Regions from separate parts of the Homo sapiens genome. Here region 2 is linked to region 1. The links are chromatin loops, found by intact Hi-C in ENCODE. Cell type or tissue: OCI-LY7. All regions are shown on one strand. Links, peaks and the distances in the headings refer to the core of each region. The heading gives the core; the rest is flanking DNA.

Region 1 (6,122 bases), core at 647-5,646:
TGGTATGAGATTTTTATTATTTTTAAAATACGGATATCTGGTTGACTCAGAACCATTTATTGGTAAAACCTTTTTTCCCCCAGTGTACAATCACCTTCATCATAAATCAAGAGGTTGTATATGTGAGGGTCTGTTTCTCTGTAATCTCTGTTCTGTTTGCCCATTTGTCCTTGTGCCATTACCATACTGTCTTAATTATTATGATGTTAGGAGTCTTGATATCGAGTAGTGTTAAGTCTTTCAAAGATTGCTTTGGTTATTCTTGCGATGTTGTTTTTCCATATAAATTTCAGAATCAACTTGTCAGTTCCCACTGAATAAAAAAACCCTGTGGGGATTCTGATTTGATTTTATTGAATCTACAGATCACTTTATGGAATATTGACCTCTTTACAGTATTGAATCTTCCAGTTAGGAACTTGTCACTTTTCTCCATTTATAAATACATTTTAAAATTTTATTTTATCTCCTTTGTAATTTCTATCAATAAGTAATATTTTTTAAGCTTTCTCTGCAGAGGTCTTTACCTGTCTTTTGTTAGGTTTATTCCTAGTTTTTAGATTTTTAAAAAACGTTTTCTATTTATTACTGGTTTAAGAATGATTTTTTAATTTAATTTTTTTTGGTATAGTGAGTAACCTTATATTAGTGACCTTGCTAGATTGACTAATTGATTCTAATAGTTGATCTGTAGGTCACTTTTGGATTTTCCATGTACATAGTTGTCCTCTGCAAGTAATGATAGTTCTGTGTCTTTCCAGTCTATCTTCCTTTTGTTTATTTCTGACTTACTACACTCAGACTTCTAATACAATGTTGAGAAGTAGTGATGGATATCTCTTTCTTATTTGTGATTTCAAGGGAAAATGACAGTCATGCAACATTAAATGTAATGCCTACTTTTATGCCTTTTATTTAATCTGATTATTTCAGAATTTTTTTTAAATTCTGCAATTTACTGAAATTTTTAAATATCATGAATAGCTGTTGAATTTTATCAGTTTACTAAGATTTTTAAAAATCATGAATAGCTGTTGAATTTTATCAGTTTTTTTGTTTTTGTTTACATCACCTAAACTGCCAAACTCCCTTACTGTTTTCTTTCTTTTTTTTTTTTTTTTTTTTGAGACAGGATCTCACTCTGTTGCCCAGGATGGAGTGCTGTGGCCTGATCATGGCTCACTGCAGCCTCAAACTCCTGGGGCTCAAGTGATCCTTGTGCCCCAGCCTCCCAAATAGCTGGGACTACAGGTGCGTGCCACCACACCTGGCTCAAACTTTTATTTTGGCATCTTTTGTACAATGTTTTTGTATATCCTCTACCTAAAATGACTTTCCTTTCTTCACTAGCTTTCCTTAAGTCTTAGTTTAGGTGTCATATTTCAGAGAAATCTCCCTTTTCTGTCCTCTGATCTGTGCACTTTGCATCATCATTTATCAGTGGTGTGTTCTCTGCATTGTGAATCTGAGGGCAGGAATCTCAATCCTAATTATCTCTATCCTCCTAAAGGTTTTTTCTTTCTTCCTACACAGGTTACATTCACTGTTGTGTTCTGAGAAAAGGTGTTCAGGCCTTGCTTTCTGCTTCTAAAATTACTAACTGCCCAGGACCATCAGTTCATTTCTTCAACTGTGGCTCCAACAGATCTTTCGCTGTTTGCTGGCCCAGGTATTGCTCTCCTCTGCCCCGAGTCAATGGCAGCTGGGAGTGGTTACCACTTCCTTCTCTTACCACAGTTCCTTCTCTACCACAGTTCTGTTTTGTATGTCATTCCCCTAGCCCAGGATGATCAGCCACTTTCATTTACGTTCATTATTACACCTTATTATCTGTGCAACCAAGCCAGTCTCTCCTACAGCCACTCGTGCTTTCCAAAGGGAAAGGTTGAAATTTTCGGTTTTGTCCTACGTGAGGGGTTGTGGGGAGTAGGGGTGGAAATCACTGTAGATTATCAAGTAATCCTTTTTTTCTTTGTGTACTTTTGGAATAAATCTAGATTATGTTGATGTAACTGTTAGGACATTTCTGTTTCTTCATCTCTAAAGGAGCTGGGATCTGATATTTCTGTTCATATTCCTTCCAGCATGAACATTTTATGGCTAATTAGATATTAACTTATTTATTAGGGATATTACATATACACACTGGGTGTGTCCCTACACTGTTAATTTGGGTTGGAACTGAAAATATACTTTCTGTGTGTGCCTACTGCTACTGTAGTGAAGTTCTTGAGCCAGGTCTGTTCAGTCATATTGTTGAAAAACTGTATGAATATTTATGAAGGAGAAAGAGCTGATAGGTACCATGAACATTCACTGTTGTATATGCATATGGTTTATATTGTGTTCTGTGTCAGTATTGCCTACCAGAGCTGTCTCAACATTAGCTCTGATTCTCTGTCTAGCATCTAGACCAGAGACTGGCACGTAATAGGAGCTCCAAAGAAATACTTGTTGAAAAAGTGCATAAACTAATTTTTGAACATTTTATTATGTGCTGGGCACTGTGCTAAGTATTCTATGTATGTTATTTCATTAACCCTCAAACCTTCTGAGATTGGTACTGTTTGTTAGTATGTTATAAATTTAGGAAGTAAGTTGAAGAAATTTAGGTTCAAATAAGTTAAGTGACTTCCTCAGGATTACTCAGTGCCTGACTGGCAAAGATAGGATTTTAACTTAAGTTTTTCTGTCTCTGAGTTCCATCAACTTAACTACCATATCCTTATAATACCTACCCACTAGTCAAATTAAAATCTAATAAGAAACTGTGTAAAAGCATACTTAGATTGAGAGGAAATAAGAAATTTGGTTATTGTTTTAGCACTCACCTTTAGACATAGAAGTTTCTCCATTTCTTTTCAGGGCCTGGGGTAAGGCAAAGTGTGCACATCTGCTCTGTATATTAAAATATCCCCTCAACTCATTGAAGTGGAACAAAAACAAGGTCACTTGACAGGACTGTAATTGTAATCACACTATACAGCTTTACTTCCTGCCCTTTAGTAGTAGGACCATTCCCTTGTCCTTAAACATGCTTCTAAAATACCAGTTTTAATGGCTATATAGTCTTTCATTTATGATTGTATAAGGATTCATTCTGTCATTGTATTGTCATTCACATAGGTTGTTTTCAATCATAAAATACTGTAATGAACATCTGCAAGTTTAGATTTTTGCTCTCACCTATTGTTTCCTCAGACAACTGTAAGTAGTAGAATTGATGGATTAAAAGATACTTTTTAAAGGCTCTGACTCTTCTAAAATGTGTTGTTAAACTCCTCAGATCTGCTAACCAGATCTTTATGCTGTACTTGTGTGATTTATTTCGAATCTAAGTGAAAGCCTTTGTATTAGTTACCCTGTTAAATCCCATCTTGCCATTTGGGCAGCCTATTCTTAGTGTGTTTTCTCTGATATCAGTTAACATTATATTGGCTAATTCCATAGAAACTAGGAGACTGGAAAATGAAGATAATGTGGAAAAACAAGAGCTTGTGAATTTGGGAGTGCCCTGTTCTTTTAAGATGTGATGTGGGTTAAATGATAAACAATGCATCTTAAATTCTTTAAAAGTGGCAGAAGTAAATGGAATTTATCTGGAAAAAAATCAGGCGTTTATTCTGATGCCCTAAATTCAGGGGTGAAATATTATCTGGACTAGAGGAAAATTTTATGTACATTATATGGTGTTCTCTATTTTGACAAGCTTACTTTGATATTACTGCTGCAAGGTAGCCCCAGGAGGGTTGAATTGAGAAGAACTGAGTATTTTGAGGAACAAAACCTAGGATAGTAGGCTGGAGGGAATTGGAGGTCAGGGTTTTAGCCATGTATACAGAGATAAGCAACATATTTAATAAAAAGAAAAGGAGAATCTATATAGTATGCTTTACTCCAAAGCTGGATGAGGGAGAAAAGAGGACACGTCTCCTTGAGAAGGGGGCATGTGTTGAGAATGGAGAAAAGGGGTAAGGCAGATTACTCAGAAGAACTGGGGTAGAAGAATAGGTTGGATGATAAAAGGGGCTGACATTAGTCCCTGAAAGTTTTTTTTAAATAACTTCCAACTTTTGCCTTCACCTTTGCCAGCAGTGATGTGATCTGCTTTCAGCTGTAGTGAAGCAAACTGCATAAAGGACATTGTGCATGTTAGGTCTTTTACTTGCCTGTTGGTACATGTTTGTAATATTTGGAAATACTCTCACTGCGAAGAAAAGTATAGTTGTGCTGTAGTGGGTAGGGTGAGGAAAATAAGGGTCATCACCAGCAAAGTCAGAGTGATGAAAAAACTGGATTACAACACTCTGCTTGACTTTGCATAGATAAGTAAGCCAAGCAGAGTGTTTCCTGGATGTAGTTAAAATACAAGCTTGGAGCACAGGTAAAAGGCCAAGAGGCTTGGAGATGTACATCTGAGATGTACCAAAGGGCCAAGTGCAAAGTAAGTTTGGGAAGTTTAGTGTCATATAAAAACTAATAAAGAAAGGGTGGTACTCTGTCTCATATCCTGAAACGTTTTGAAAAGAATATTGAATTTGACCAGAAGGGCATTGCTAGTGAATTTCAAAGAGAGATTTCAGTTGAGCTCTGAACTGGAGGAAGATGGGTGATAGAAGGCTGGAGAGGGCCAGTAACAAGGGTTGAAAAAGGAAAGAGTATTCAAGCGTATGCATAAAAAGACTACGGGTAGGTTGTGTAGATGATGACACACTAAGCCTGGGAAGACAAGGTTTCGGTGCTAATTTTTATTTCTTTAACAAGGGTGATAGAAATATCTGTTCCATATATTAATACTATACACAACTGTTTACCTCTCAGCTTTTCTAGCAAGACATATGGGCTTGTGAATTAACCCTGGGTAGCCCTGGCATTAGATAGAATTAATAGTGCTTCCATATGTGACCTCGAGACGTACTGAAATGAGGCAACCAAGGAAATCCTTTATATTGGGACCAAGAGCCAAGATCTCAACTTGGGATATGTTACCCCGAGAGTTGTTACCCCGATACTATAATACCATGAATAATAACCCCAAGGGTCCTGTTGTCTCTTTTTCCTCATGTCACTTCCTTTGGTACTAACTGTCACCATGCTAACATCTGCAAACTTTGAAAATTCTGATTTATTCTGCAATATTTGGAAATTTCACTGCTAGTAATTGTATTTCCTGGCATGGTTCTGATATAATTTTCTGTGTACACAGTAGCTTTTCCTTTTAGTGCTGAATCACACTGAAATCCTTGTTTAACCTAAGTTATAGTTGCAAGGGAGCTATCAAGACAAATAATTACAGTGATGGTGAAGTGAATACAAGTCAAACATCCCAATCTGAAATTCAAAACCTTTTGAGCACACCAACATGATGCCACAAGTGGAAAATTCTGCACATAAGTACTTAACATGACCTTTGTTTCATGCTCAAAATTATTTCAAATATTATATTAAATTACCTTCAGACTATATATATAAAGCATATATGAAACATGAATGAATTTTATACTTAGACTTGGGTCCCATTCCCAAGATGTCTCATTATGTATATGCAAATATTCCAAAATCTGAAAAAAATCCCAAATCCAAAACACTTCTGGTCCTGAGCATTTTGCATGAGGGATACTCAACTTGTAATCTTTTCTATGTATAGCCAAGTTTGCACATACATAGGTTACAACAACCCATCATGTCTTAACCTTTCAGTCTGGAGGCTGGAGTTTTCTTTTTACTTTGATTGTAAATTGTATTCAGATTTTAGAAATGTAAAGCTTAGAGAAATGTGCATCTCAAGATTAAGAAAGCTATGCCCACTGTTAAAGACTGGGGCATGGAAACAAAGTTGGACAGTGTAGTAGAAAGGTCCTAAACAGGGGATTTGGTTCTTATTTTTGCTATCAAGCAGAAGAGTCAAAACTGTAGGAGTCTAAACCAAATCAGGTCCACCTGGGAGTCTTTAAAGTTCAGGGTTACTTAGCATGGGGATAGTGGTATAGCAAATAGTTGCGTAGGTTTCACTCGTGGGCTGGTGATAATATAGTGAGGATTCACATCCGCCTGTAATCTGGGTAGAATATTTGTATAAATCATTTTGGTTTTTTGGTTTTCTTTTTAAAATTTTTAAAATT
Region 2 (6,122 bases), core at 401-5,400, 110 kb after region 1:
GCACATGCTGAGTAGAAGCTCTAAGTAATTAAAACTGGAAAAATGAGTTACATTATAACTGCAGTTTGGGTCAAGCCTGTTAAGCCATTGGGGAAAAAATATGTTAAGAGAAAAGGCCCAGTGAGTCCATGAAACTAGTAGGGATTAGAAAGAGTAGGGTCTGTGGGCCCTAATATTACCCTAGACATGTTCCAGTGAGACAGTGGATGAGGATAGCATCTGTGCCTGGGAGAAGCTAAATATGTTGTAGCTTCTGTTTTCACACCTGTCCTTATCAGTCTTTTTTTCCAGGTGCCAGTGTCCCCACAGAAAGAATTGAAAAGGATGTTTTGAAATCATGCAAATGTTGGCATCAAGTTAAAATAGATGAAAATGCCTACAAAGCTGGATTCATTCAACAGAAAATACTGTCAAGCATGTGGAGCTCCTATGTGCAGGGAGCCATGCTCTTGATTCCCATAAAGCTGCCCCTTGGTAGCTCCAGAGCCATTGTCCCTCTCTTCAAATGCCGGAGGAGGGCCAGGACCAAGTTTGTTTGATTCTTTGGGTGCACCTTCTAAACTTAGCGTATCTACTTTACTCCATCTTCTGTGATCGGAAGTGTTCCTGACGTGGGTTCAACTGCTGGCCCTAAAACATAAGCAATTGTGTGATCTTGGGCAACTCACTTCTCTGGATCTCACTTTTCTTATGCATAAATGAGTATAGGTGTGATAATTCCCAACAGATAAGAGATTTGACGAGAAAGCTGTAAGAATGCTGCGTTAACTAGCTAATGTAGGGGAAGCTAAAGATCACCTCTACCATCTTAGTTCTTCAGTGGGATCTTCAGCTGGGTCTGGAATCAAATTGATACAAGACAAATTAACAGGAGGAAAGCATGCACATTGTATTAATTTTTACATTGTACATGGGGACCCTCACAAGAGAATAAAGACCCTAGGAAATAGCCAAGGGAGAAAACTTACAGGTTTTAGACAAAGAACAATAAATTTGTGAAGAAATGACAGGGCAAAGGGATCTGAGATGGGGGCAGTAAATTCTAGGGAAGTCACCAGGAGATATATGGGGTGGAGGGTTGTAGAGATAGTGGAATATAAGGGTTTCTTCAATAAGTTTATTTGTACAGGTTCATTGCAGCAGCAATGCTCAGGGCCTGATATTTTCTCACCTTGGTATGGGGAAGGCATCCTCCTCAAAGGATATTTTATGGTTTGCTACATGTAGGAAAGTACAGGTCAGATAACCCTTTCCACAACTACAGTTATTTAAGTGCTTACAGTTCCTTAAATAATCAATATATCAAATCGGCATATTTTGGGGTAGATCATCCTTAACTCCTTGACTAACAGTTAACAAGTGCGCATTTGCAACAATTTTAGAGATACGGTTTTTTTATTTAATAAGCAATCTAATGAGGAGTTTGCTCTTTGCCCCATTTTACACAGGAGGAAACTGAAGCTTAAGCCACTCAGCTGATAAGTGGAAGAGCTGGGATTTCACTGCAGATCTTTGACTGACCTACTAGAGTTACGTAGATGGGAATCTTAAGTATTTGGGGTGAGGGAAGGATATCCCAACAATAGAGCTTGAAAGGTAGTGCCTTTAAAAATAACAGTCCCAAGAATATGCCCCACTATTGTTTGATGTAATTCAAGCCTTAAATAGCTTTAGTTTGAGGTTTTAGATTCTGCAGAAGGAATTGGTTTTTGTATTTCAGTCCTTCTGAGCTTTGTTCATTCTATGGAGCTCTTGCAGTTATAGAGAAAGCATAGTGTTTAGGCATCAGCAGACATTTACTGGGCACTGTGTGCCATGCCCTTTTATTGGGGTTTTAGAAATGACCTGGCAAGGTCATTAGCTTAAATGGACTGGGCATTTGTATACTAGGATCCTATTCCTATCTGGGGCTACAAATTAGAAATGGCTATGTGATTATGGAAAAACCAGTAGGAAGCCCTCTCAAACCCCCTTGCCATTGGTGAAATCAAATAGTCAGGACCACAGTTTAAGAACTAGTATGCTCATGGTGTATGGGCTGTGGTGCCAGGGATTGCAAAACTGGCACTGTCCCCAGGAAATCCATACTGTGTGATCGCTTGTCCAACAGAGGAAAAGCAGAGAATCCTGAGATGCCCTAGCTGGAAGGGCTGCGAGTTCACTGGGTTTTCTCCATTGTATGACAGAGGAGACAGGCCCAGAGAGGGGAAGGGACTTGCCTGAGATTGTGCAGCAGGTTTGCAGCAGAACAGAGGCCAGAACCAGTCTTTTCTGTTTCCAGATCAGGGCTTCTTCCCAGTACTGCACTATGAACCCAATTTTGAGCCTGTGCATAAGCCTGTTGACGTCTCTAGAGGGTAGGCTCTGGAAGTAGGTAAACTAAGTGGTAGGCTTTGAATAGTGGGCATTGTTAATCAAAGGGGAAGGAGTGAAGACAGCAAGACTAGCTAGTAAAAATAAAATCAATTATGTTAGCAACTTTAGGAGAAAGTCAAGTTCATGAGACTTTATAGAGACAAAATAGGGAGAAGCAGCTAGCAGAACTGCAGTGTTTTGCATTTTTGTGACCACAAATGTTAGGTGAGCCTGGAACACAGTGAAATTGACCAAGTAGGGTTAAGGTTTGAGAAGGGCTAAACTGTTGAAATGCTATTCCTGGTCACTCTGACAACTGGGTCTCTTTCCCATGCTGAAGGCATTAAAATAAGATAAAACATGCAAATGCACCAAATTGGAATCAAAGGTATAGTCATACAAAGTCTGGATTGCTCCATTTTAAGGAAAGGTCTAGAAGTTTATGCCTCAGAAAGCAAATGAAGACATGAGGGGAAGAATTTGAATTACATATATAAAGATTAAATTAGTCCTGCAAACATGCATACTCATTTTTCTTCCCATTGACTCTGGTCACACGCATCGTAGATAATGAATCACGTAGTTGCGTGCTCTATTGTCTTTCCTGTTCTACTCAATAATACAGTTGCCAGTAAGAAAACATGCTCATTCTTCTAGGGATCTATCTAAATTGGTCTGGGTTGTAGAATATAGAGCAACTTGCTGCTTAGATGAGTGGTTCCCAAACTTTAACATGCATCAGGGGCACCTGGAAGGAATCTGCAGCTGCTACATAGCAGATTTTGAGATCACTCAACTGGGAGTCTCCACTCCCTAAAGCAGGAGCCCAAAGCAGAAATCACAATGTGGGGCCAGGGTCACTGGGCATATACTTTATTCTAGGCCCATCACCCAAACAGGTGTGTTAAATTTGTCCCCCTTTCTCTTCTTTGAAGTTGTAACCAGGGTACTATTTGTTTTGCGTTGTCTGCACTGTGTCTGGGGAAGTACGCCTTTTCGTGTGTGTGCTAGCACCTGCTGGGATGCACAGTCACAGCTGTAGAGCTGGAAGGCCCTGAGAAACCACAGAGCCCTTCATTCTGTTCTTTTTTGCATAGCAGTGCCTCTTTTTATAGAGGATGTATTAGGCTGTTCTCGCACTGCTATAAAGAAATACCTGAGACTGTGTGATATGGTTTGGGTCTGTGTCCCTGCCCAAATCTCATGTCAAATTGTAACCCCCAGTGTTGGAAGTGGGGCCTGGTGGGAGGTGATTAGATCCTGGGGGCAGATTTCCCCTTTGGTGTTCTTGTGGTAGTAAATTATTGTGAGATCTGGTTGTTTAAAAGTGTATGGCACCTCCCTGCCTCTCTCTTCCTTCTGCTCGGGCCATGTAAGAAGTACCTGCTTCCCCTTTGCCTTCTGCCATGATTCTAAGTTTCCTGAGGCCTCTCCGGCCATGCTTCCTGTACAGCCGTGGAACTGTGAGTGAATTAAACTGTTTTTTTGTTTGTTTGTTTTTTTTTTTTTTTTTTTACAAATTAGCCAGTCTCAGGTATTTCTTTATAGCATTGTGAGAAACCACCCCCATACTCTAATCACCTCTCACCAGGTTCCACCTCCAACATTGGGGATTGCATTTCAGTATGAGATTTGGGCAGGGATACTATATAGATATCCAAGCTATATCAGAAGACATGCTGCCTGAGCTCAAGCAATCCTCCTGCCTCAGCCTCCTGAGTAGGTGGGGCTACAGGCATGAACACCATGCCTGGCTAACTTTTTTTTGTTTTTTGTAGAGGTAGGATCTCAAATTCCTGGCCTCAAGTGATCCCCCTGCCTTGGCCTCCCAAAGTTCTGGGATTAGAGGTGTGAACCACCATGCCTGGCTTAAAGCAATTTTCTGATGACTGATTATGCTTTCCAGATATCTTACTCTTGAGAAAGGTGGTACCCCACATTTGAAACACAAGCATTTTGGCTCACTAGAAGGATATATCCTCCATTGTAAATAAAAAGTCGGCCTCTTTATGCATGAGGCAAGCGTTGTTTCTGTTTAGATTGGTCTGGATCTAGTCATCTTTAGTTGTTCATCTCCAGGTGAACTGAGAAAAATCCAGTGTTCTGATTTGAGAAGCCAAGAAGACCTTGGCTGATGGTAAATTTTTAGCAGGGAATCTGGTAGTGACCAGTTTGCTTAGCAGAGCTGATGGCATTCACATCACCATGTATAGAACTTGGACCAGTGAAGGCACAGCCAGCTGGGATTTGCTGTTACACATAGCAGCTTAGGGAGCCAGATTCTAGTGATCACTTATGTGTATTCTTTCATTCCTGAAATGAACTCCACTTGGTCATTGTGCTGAAAAGAGTTATCATAGCCAGCCAGACCCTGCTATTTCTAGAATGTTCTGTTTGCAAGGTTGGACCTTGGCTGGTGTCTGAAAACTTGGCATTTGAATCATTCCCTAACTGATAAGGCTGATTGGGCTGATTGACAATGTGGTTTATCCAGTACACCAGCTTTCCTTCTGAGGAAGGTAATTCCTCTGAGAGTCTGGAATTTTGGTAGTTGCCAGGCAGAAGAGGCCCATGTGGCCAGCCACCAACAAAAAAACCTTGGGTGCTGAGTCTCTAACAGGCTTCCTGGCAGAAACATTATTGCATTGATTGTTGCTAGAGAAAGGAACTTGCTTGCAGTGTTCCTTACAGAAGGGAGAGAATATAGGAAGACTGTGCATGGATTTCTCCATTCCACCCATGTCTTTTTCCTCTGGTGATTCTGTTGTGTCCTGATATGGTTTGGCTGTGTCCCCACCCAAATTTTATCTTGAATTGTAACTCCCACAATTCCTGTGTGTCATGGGAGGAACCCAGTGGGAGGTGATTGAATTATGGGGGCAGGTCTTTCCTGCACTGTTCTCATGATAGTGAATGAGTCTCATGAAATCTGATGGTTTTAAAAACAGGAGTTTCCCTGAACAAGCTCTCTTTGCCTGCTGCCATCCATGTAAGACGTGACTTATTCCTCCTTGCCTTCCGCCATGATTGTGAGGCCTCCCCAGCCATTCAGAACTGTAAGTTCATTAAACTTCTTTTTCTTCCCAGTCTCAGGTGTGTCGTTATCAGCAGCATGAAAACAGACTAATACATGTCATTTCCCTGTAATGATCCTTAACTGTGAGGACGATTATATATTGAAACCTGAGTCATTCTAGAAAATCATTGAATATGTGGTGGTCGTGGGGACCTCCAAAAAAGTCGTGATGTATTATTTTTAATGTGCTACTGGATTGTGTTTGCTAATATTTTATTTTCTTTATCAATATTCTTAACTTCAATTCCCCTTTATCAAACTTTTACTGAAAGCTTTTCCAACATTCACATTGTTCTAGATATCTTGACATATAGCAACTTCTGTACTCTTTTGAGGAATTCATGACAACCTCTTTTACAGGTGAGAATACTGTTGCCCACAGAGGTGGAGTGACTCACACAAAGTTCTATAGCTACTGACTGTATAGCAGAGAGGGGAGCCAGGGCTGTCTGCCTCCCAGTTAGGGTGACCATTCTGGTTTGCCCTGGATTGAGGGGTTTTCTCCAGGCTGAGGGGTTTCCTGGGACATGGGACTTTGAGTACTAAAACAGAGATAGTCCTGGACAAATCAGGACTGTTGGTCACCCTACTTAAGTCTACAGCTTTTAAAAAAAATACTTTATCCAAGTGGATGCTTCTATTTTCATGAAAGAAAGCTTGTCCCCATTAGGATTTGGGCATATTTAGACAC

What was found. Hi-C counts contacts between places; a loop is a spot of excess contacts. Peaks named below come from ENCODE experiments on the same cell type or tissue, not always from the same donor. Only the 100,000 strongest peaks of a DNase experiment are listed, where the experiment ranks them.
Region 2: it touches region 1 in a loop (3.0-fold over the local background); 2 of 110 quality-filtered maps call a loop at or near these places.

What each region holds. Positions count from the first base shown.
Region 1 is chr9:99,117,539-99,123,660 of GRCh38, forward strand. The region is part of intron 1 of TGFBR1 (transforming growth factor beta receptor 1); the gene reads left to right. Among named protein-coding and RNA genes, the nearest start is that of TGFBR1, 15 kb to the left of the region's middle. In OCI-LY7, for the core only: no CTCF peak of the experiment used is centred there; DNase peaks (open chromatin) are centred at 1,713, 2,373, 2,913 and 3,773; H3K4me3 peaks cover 4,567 bases; H3K27ac peaks cover 4,687 bases.
Region 2 is chr9:99,232,699-99,238,820 of GRCh38, forward strand. It overlaps LOC124902230 (a long non-coding RNA gene), which reads left to right and starts at 5,268. Exons shown (of 2, transcript XR_007061690.1): 1 at 5,268-5,411. In OCI-LY7, for the core only: no CTCF peak of the experiment used is centred there; DNase peaks (open chromatin) are centred at 3,383 and 3,753; H3K4me3 peaks cover 3,411 bases; H3K27ac peaks cover 4,237 bases.